Linked DNA regions of Homo sapiens: region 1 is linked to region 2. The links are chromatin contacts, found by Hi-C or POLR2A ChIA-PET in ENCODE. All regions are on one chromosome and are shown on one strand. The core of a region is the stretch at or near the end of the contact, and the rest is flanking DNA. Distances in the headings are between cores, read along the strand shown.

The links. A loop is a pair of places that touch in the nucleus more often than their neighbours do. ChIA-PET counts read pairs that join two places held with the same protein, here RNA polymerase II (POLR2A). Pooled maps may share reads with other maps.
Region 1: a map of CD8-positive, alpha-beta T cell shows a loop between it and region 2 (11-fold over the local background). The contact joins the promoter of TRNT1 here to the promoter of LRRN1 in region 2. A Hi-C loop is called at or near these places in 1 of 168 maps with a recorded cell type or tissue (CD8-positive, alpha-beta T cell) and 7 of 50 pooled maps. POLR2A ChIA-PET finds 5 or more read pairs at or near these places in 1 of 52 experiments (H1).

What each region holds. Positions count from the first base shown.
Region 1 is chr3:3,124,951-3,128,189 of GRCh38, forward strand. TRNT1 (tRNA nucleotidyl transferase 1) reads left to right here and starts at 1,990. Exons shown (of 8, transcript NM_182916.3): 1 at 1,990-2,040. It overlaps LOC124909339 (a long non-coding RNA gene), which reads right to left and starts at 1,881. Exons shown (of 2, transcript XR_007095786.1): 1 at 1,610-1,881. RefSeq lists a silencer at 1,694-2,113 and enhancers at 2,321-3,051, 2,474-2,553.
Region 2 is chr3:3,797,618-3,801,021 of GRCh38, forward strand. LRRN1 (leucine rich repeat neuronal 1) reads left to right here and starts at 1,814. Exons shown (of 2, transcript NM_020873.7): 1 at 1,814-2,302. LOC100130207 (a long non-coding RNA gene) reads right to left here and starts at 3,258. Exons shown (of 6, transcript NR_149025.1): 1 at 3,084-3,258. RefSeq lists silencers at 1,715-1,784, 1,795-1,884, 2,025-2,134.

The DNA.
Region 1 (3,239 bases), core at 740-3,239, 670 kb before region 2:
GCAGTTCAAGACCAGCCTGGCCAACATGGTGAAACCCCGTCTCTACTAAAAATACAAAAATTAGCCGGGCGTGGAGGCGGGTGCCTGTAATCCCAGCTACTTGGGAGGATGAGGCAGGAGAATCGCTTGAACCTGGAAAGCAGAGGTTGCAGTGAGCTGAGATCGTGCCACTGCACTCCAGCCTGGGCGCCAGAGTGAAACTCCATCTCAAAAAAAAAAAAAAAAATTAAATAGCAATTAAAAAACACAAAGAAGCGATATAGCATAACAACTGTTTACACAGCATTTATATCAGGTATTATAAGTAATCTAGAAATGATTTGTACTACAGAATGTGTATAGTCTATATGTAAATATTATGCCATTTTATGTAAAGAACTTGAACACTGGCTGGGGTGATGTTCTGGAACCAATACCCCATGGATACGGAAGGACAACTGTATATACACCTGCATATATAAACTATATATTTACAAGGCCAGAAATTGTTGAGGGTGCCCAGCACAGTAACTGGCACGAAGTAAGTCATCATAATAGTTGTATTAGCGTTGCCTTCATAGGTGGTGATTTGGAGAATCTATTCTAGGTGGGTACAGCAATGGAGGCTTTGGTCCAGTTTGTCTAGGGTCATGGTGGTGAGAAATAGCAGACAAGCCTGAAAGGATGATTTGGGGCTTTCCTTGCCCCAAAGAGAGAGAGAGACAGAAAATCCTTGCACCGGATGATATCAATGCTGTGCCTCTGAATGTCCATTTGGAAAGCCAGTCCTGTGCTTCCAAAAACAGGATATTCAACACCTTGAAGAGGTGTGGTAATTGCACATCTTACTTTTTACGTTTTAGGAAGTCTACAGAGAGTGGGGCTGAAAAGTTTGGGAAGAACAGGTAGGCATGTGGGGAGGGCAAAAGAACAGAAATAACATGCACAAGCATTTTTCTAGGAAAATTTTAGGGAAAGCTAAGTGATGTAAAGTTACACTTAAAAGACTACACATTTTCGGCCGGGCGCAGTGGCCGAATCCCGGCAAAAGTAATCCCGGCACTTTTGGGGGCCGAGGCCTGGGGAACACGAGGTCAGGAGTTCGAGACCAGTTGGCCAACACGGCAAAACCCCGTCTCTACTAAAAATTAGCCGGGCGTGGTGGCAGACACCTGTAATCCCAGCTACTCGGGAGGCCGAGGCAGGAGCATCGCTTGAAACCGGAAGGCGGAGGTTGCAGCGAGCCCAGATCGCGCCACCGCACTCCAGCCTGGGCGACAAGAGCGAAACTCCGTCTCAAAAACAAAACAAAACAAAAACTACACATTTTCGCACTTTAAGGGCTCAACGGCTGTATTCCCACTCCTTTGCCACTCTCTTTGCTCTTTTCCGCTCTAGAAAGAATTAATGAACTGGATCAAATCTAAGTTCTCCACGTTACAGATGGGAAGCCTCCGGGCCAAGGAGGCCAATGGTTACACAAACCAGGTAAGAAAATAAAATATGCCCAGTAAGTTCATAGGACCGGCGGGCTTAGATTTCGAATGCGCGTGACTCTGTCAACTGTGGACTTAACCCTATGCAGAGATTAGAGGAGAGAATAGTCAAACACGGATAAGTTAACATTTACCGAACAGTCCGTCCTACCCTGGGGTAGGTTTTATTAACAGTCTCGTTTTGCAAAGGAAGACAGCTGCCAGTTGTCTCAGATCGCACGGGCATGCCGCGCAGATGGGCTTCTGAGCAGCTCAGGGCCAGCCAGAGGTCTGGCGAGAAGGGCGTAATTAAACGAACCCGCGCCGGTTTCCTCAGGGCCCCCCGGGGCTCCGCTTCGCCCCAGCGGGCCTCGGCGGGGCTGGGAAACCGGCTGAGGTTCGCCTCACGGTGGGGAGGAGCGACGGGAGGCGGAAGCCCTTCGGTCCGGGCCCCGCCCCCGCACTCGCCCTCGCCCCGCCGCGACTTCCCATTCGCCGCCAACCCATGTGCGTTGGTGACGTCACCGCGTTCACCAGCCCGGAAGTGCGCGTGGCGGCGGTGGCGGCTGCGGCAACAGCGGGGCCGGTAAGCGGGCGCGCGCCGCTCAGAGGGGCAGAGTTGGTGGCGTGAGTTGCTGCCCCTTCCTTCCTGCTGTGGGCCAGAGGCGCCACCGCGCCCGGTCCTCGAGGAAGACGGGAGCGGGACGTGGCGAGAGGCCTCCTCAGCAGTGGGCAAAATAGCCCCGACGCGGAGGTCGTGTCCCCGCCACGTTTCCGGCGACCGCAGGCGCGGATTCCTTGGCTTCCCTCAGCACTTTCCCCTCCGCGCGGACGGCCCCGAGACGCTTTTTCACTGGGCCTTGTCGCCAGCACCCGGCGTGGGGGGTGAGACGCGCCTTTTCAGGGCTGGGGTTCCCCAGAGCGTTTTCCTAAGTCGAGGCGGAGGTGCGAGGAAACTGAGTGGGTCTTTCCGCCCCACGTGGCCTGCCGGGAAGCGCGGCTCCTCCACCCGCTTCCGTGGAATGGAATGGTTTTTCTCTGCAGGTTTACACCGGGGTCACTCGAGAGCTGCTGCGGCCTCCTTATGGGCAGGACCCCCGTATGGGGAGAACGAGGATGTGATATGTAGAAGGGAAGGCCGCGGTGTGCCAGAAATCAGAGGAGATTGCAAGATGGCAGGAAAAGAATCAGGAAAATGGGGGCAGCAAAACTAAATTCATGGGAAAATACAATGTCTAGGAGCTATCCCAGGGTCGTGAATCCTCGAGTGCAGGTGGGGAAGTAGGGTGATACCCACCTGTGACCATGACAAGTTTTGGAGACCAGAAACTCGGTTAGAGTTTCTAGAACCCCGCATCCCTCTCATACTGCCTGAAGCCCTGCTCTGGGGAGAGTGTCATCACAGTACCATGTGGCATGCGAGTGTCGTGGTAATGCTCCCCGACCAAACCACCAAACCGAGGGTTGGGCTGCTTATTCTCGCTGCCCAATAATGAGATGCAGATAAACTAGGAAAGAAAGGAGTTTATTTCTGTAACCAGGTACGGGGCGAAGGCGTGGAAAATATCCCAGACCGACTCAGAATTACAGAGCTTTCCAGAGCTTATATACCTTGTAAGTTGTATGTTTATGTGTAAGTGTGCATTGATCTAAAGATACAAGTGATTAACTTCTTACCCATAAGATCTGAGTCCTGAAGACCTTCCTCTGGAGCCTGAGTAAATTTACTTAATCTAAATGGGTCCAGGTGCTGGGGTGATTACCCTTATATTCTCTCCTGCTAAA
Region 2 (3,404 bases), core at 564-3,063:
ACCATCACAATCCTTTGGGATAAGTACTGATATTAACCCTACTTTAGAGCCAAGGAAATTAAGCCTTAAAGAGATAAAGTGACTTGCCATTAGGGACACAGCTCATAAATTGCAGGGCTGGGACCTAAGCAGTGTTGGCCTGGTTTCAAAATTCACACCTTGGTCCCTGACTCACACCATTCTCATGAAGTCTCTTCCAAAACCTGGAGGCTGTTCTAGATCTGGCCTCCCAAGAGCAACTCTCACCATCATTAATTGCTCCGACTGCTCCTCCAAGACCTACCTCTGTAAAGCTCCTCCTTGAAGGGCACAACCTCATCTCTCTTCCACTCCCAGGAAGGCAGGCTGGAAACCTAATAGAGACTCCCTAAGAAACCTGCATTCTATCTTTCCCTGACCATTCAATTTCCGTACTTCCACCAGAGCCCAACTTCTATCAGACAAACTCCATGCTATCTGCATGCTAACTCCATGGATAATCTGCATGAAAAGGGGGGAAAGAGACAAAATCATGTTACAAAACTTGGGCAAGGGTCTAGACTCAACTTGCTTTGAAAGATCTTAAATCTTCCCATTCATTTGTAGACAGCAGTGGGCCTTTTTCTTCCTCTGCTCTGCACGACCTTCTAGCCCAAGTGCTAGTATCACCTTTTCCTAAAGACTTTTAAGACAAACTGTGACCATTTATGTCTACATGACACAGTTTCAGGATAACAAAGTGTGAAGACACACAAAGACGTCAAACATTTATCAGAGACCTAAGCGAAACGCCAATAAATGTTACAGGGATCAAGAATATGGTTACTGACATTGAATGTATCCTGTGGCTTTGAAGAATCCAAAGGATGATTCTCGAATAATGTATCCTTCCAAATTCTCCAGAAGTTCTAAGTTTAGACATCATAATGAAATGTCACCACGTTCCTCTGCCAGAAGTTGTTCAGTACTGAGGGGCTAATGATGCTTTCGCTTAAAGCCGATTCCCCCAATAAAGGGTGCCAAGGCTTTTCTGAAGCCCTGCTTCCGGCTGGCGACTTTGAAGCTGAGACGCAGGTTCACGCGCAGTTTCCGAAGACCTATTCCGTCCCCACCCTCCTCCCCTTCCTCGGAGACACCTCCACTTAACACTGCCTTCTCAGTCCCTCGCCGCCTGTTTAAACACAACTTCCACCCCTCACAAATCAGAAAGCTGTAATTTCAAAGTTTCAGAAACGTTTTCGGAAAGCCTCCTCCAATGGGAAGCGACTTCGCCGCTGAGTTAAGCGTCCGAATCCTCCTTCCCGCGGCAGGGACACCGGCCCGGGCCAGGTCTGCGGAGGACGCCCCCGGGCGCGCACACACAGCCCGAGGACGCGCCCTGTATTTTAAGACGCAGGGTCGGATTTCACCCCGAAACTTGGCTCCCACAGCCCCAGGCCGAACTGTGTCTGGTTCTCAGCCCCCGAGCCCGAGTTCTACGCCGCAAAGAGATGGGGCCCCATTGTGCCTAGCTGGCCTCCTAGCACGGACGTGTATTTTCTTTTGGTCTGTCTTTTGCTAAAAACCGGCAGTGCGCTTCGCCTCCCTGCCCAGCCGCAGCCTGCCGTCCCCTAGACAAAAAGCGGCGACCGCGGCCCGGCCACCCGAGCCCCGCCGCGCTGCGCCTTTGTTGGGCGGTCCACAGATGGTGCCCAGCACGGGGCCGCGCCGAGGGCGGGGGCGGGAGGCCGCGAAGAGGGTCGGGCGGGAGGGGAGGAGACGGCGGAGCAGCCAATCCGCGCGCGGCCCATCAGCTGACCGCCTTTGCTTACACCAGGTGCACGCCGGCTGCGGGGAGCACAAAGCGGGGCGCACCGCGGGCGCCGGCAACGAGCCGGTGAACGAGGCGAGGCCCGTGCGCCCGCGGCTGCAAGCGCCCGCCTGGCGGGGAGAGGGGCCGACGGCGTCAGCCCGGGCGGCGGCATCCCTAGGCGCCTGGGGCGCCTTCCTCCGGACCTGGCCGCTCGCTGCCCCGCCCTCTGCACCCCACTTCTCCGACCCTCCTTCCCAGTCCTGCCTCCCCCTGCCCTGGCCTCTGAGAGCCGACTGAGCCCAGCCCCGTGCAGCAGCGGTTGCCTGTGTCGCCGCCTAGTCTCCGGTCTTGGTGCTCTCCCGGGGGTGCCCCAAGGAGCCAGTGCGCGCTGCGGGCTGGGAAGGAGGCGCCGCTCAGCTAGTCCTCCTCCTCCTCCTCGTCTTTCTCCTCCTCCTGCTGCTGCTGCCGCCGCCGCCGCCGTGGGTGCCGGGTCCGCGCGCACCCCAACACCCCCACCAGCTGGGCCTCGGGGTAAGTCCCTGGCCGGCCGCGCCGCGGCAGGAGGTGTGGGAGGCAGCGAGGGGAAGTCGAGGCAAACTTGGTGGCGTGGGAGACCCTACGGGGTCTGGGGAACCTCAGGGTAAGATCGCGGGCCTGAGGGGGACGAGGGGGCGCGGCTCACGGAGCTGGGGAAAATGACGAAGTCGGGAAACGAGAATATAGTGCCCCGTTTCCCCCCGTCCCCCTTGCCAAAAAAAAAAAAAAAAAGGTGTGGGAGAGCGATAGTTGGGAAGGCAGGCCAGATAGAAACAGGCAAAAAAAGGCAGTGACCGGAGCCGAGCCTGCTGGATTTCAGGGGCCGACCAGGGGAGGGAGGTGCCCGGGGACGGGGAGGGAGGAGGGCTGCCGGGATGTGAACCGGGGAAGGCAGCTGGGGCTGGAGAGCAGCGCGGAAAGGGGGCCCAGGGAGCTGGAAAGAGGGCCAAGAGGAGGGCAAGGAAGGTGGCGGGCGACGGGGAGAGGAAAGAAAAAGGGTGTCTTGGCGGTGGCCTTGGTAAGAGAAAGGGGCAAGGGGTATAATTGACAAGGCACTGAAAGTATTGAAGTCAGAGCCTTGGGAAGGATCTACCGAACTCTCGGCGGTCCACGCGGGGACAGACCTCAGCCCGTGAGCCTTGAGCTCCACGCGGGGACAGACCTCAGCCCGTGAGCCTTGAGCTCCACGCGGGGACAGACCTCAGCCCGTGAGCCTTGAGCTCCACGCGGGGACAGACCTCAGCCCGTGAGCCTTGAGCTCCACGCGGGGACAGACCTCAGCCCGTGAGCCTTGAGCTCCACGCGGGGACAGACCTCAGCCCGTGAGCCTTGAGCCCAGAAGGAGTGGCAGCCTCAGGACGTTTGCCAGGTGGCCTGGAATGTGAGGGAAGCCTCAGCCCCGCCAGGAACAGAGCTGGCGCTGAGTTCCCGGCTCGGCCCGGGTCAGAAGCGAGGAAAGTTTGCCGGCGAGTGTCCTTTGTGCTGCGTGGAGAGGGGTGTGGGCGGCCGCCGACTCGGCGCTTCCCCGCCGCCCGCCCAGGGAGTCCCTGCCTGGCAAGCTGGGGCTCGGGGAAAAGTCCAGCAGCGAGAGGGCCGC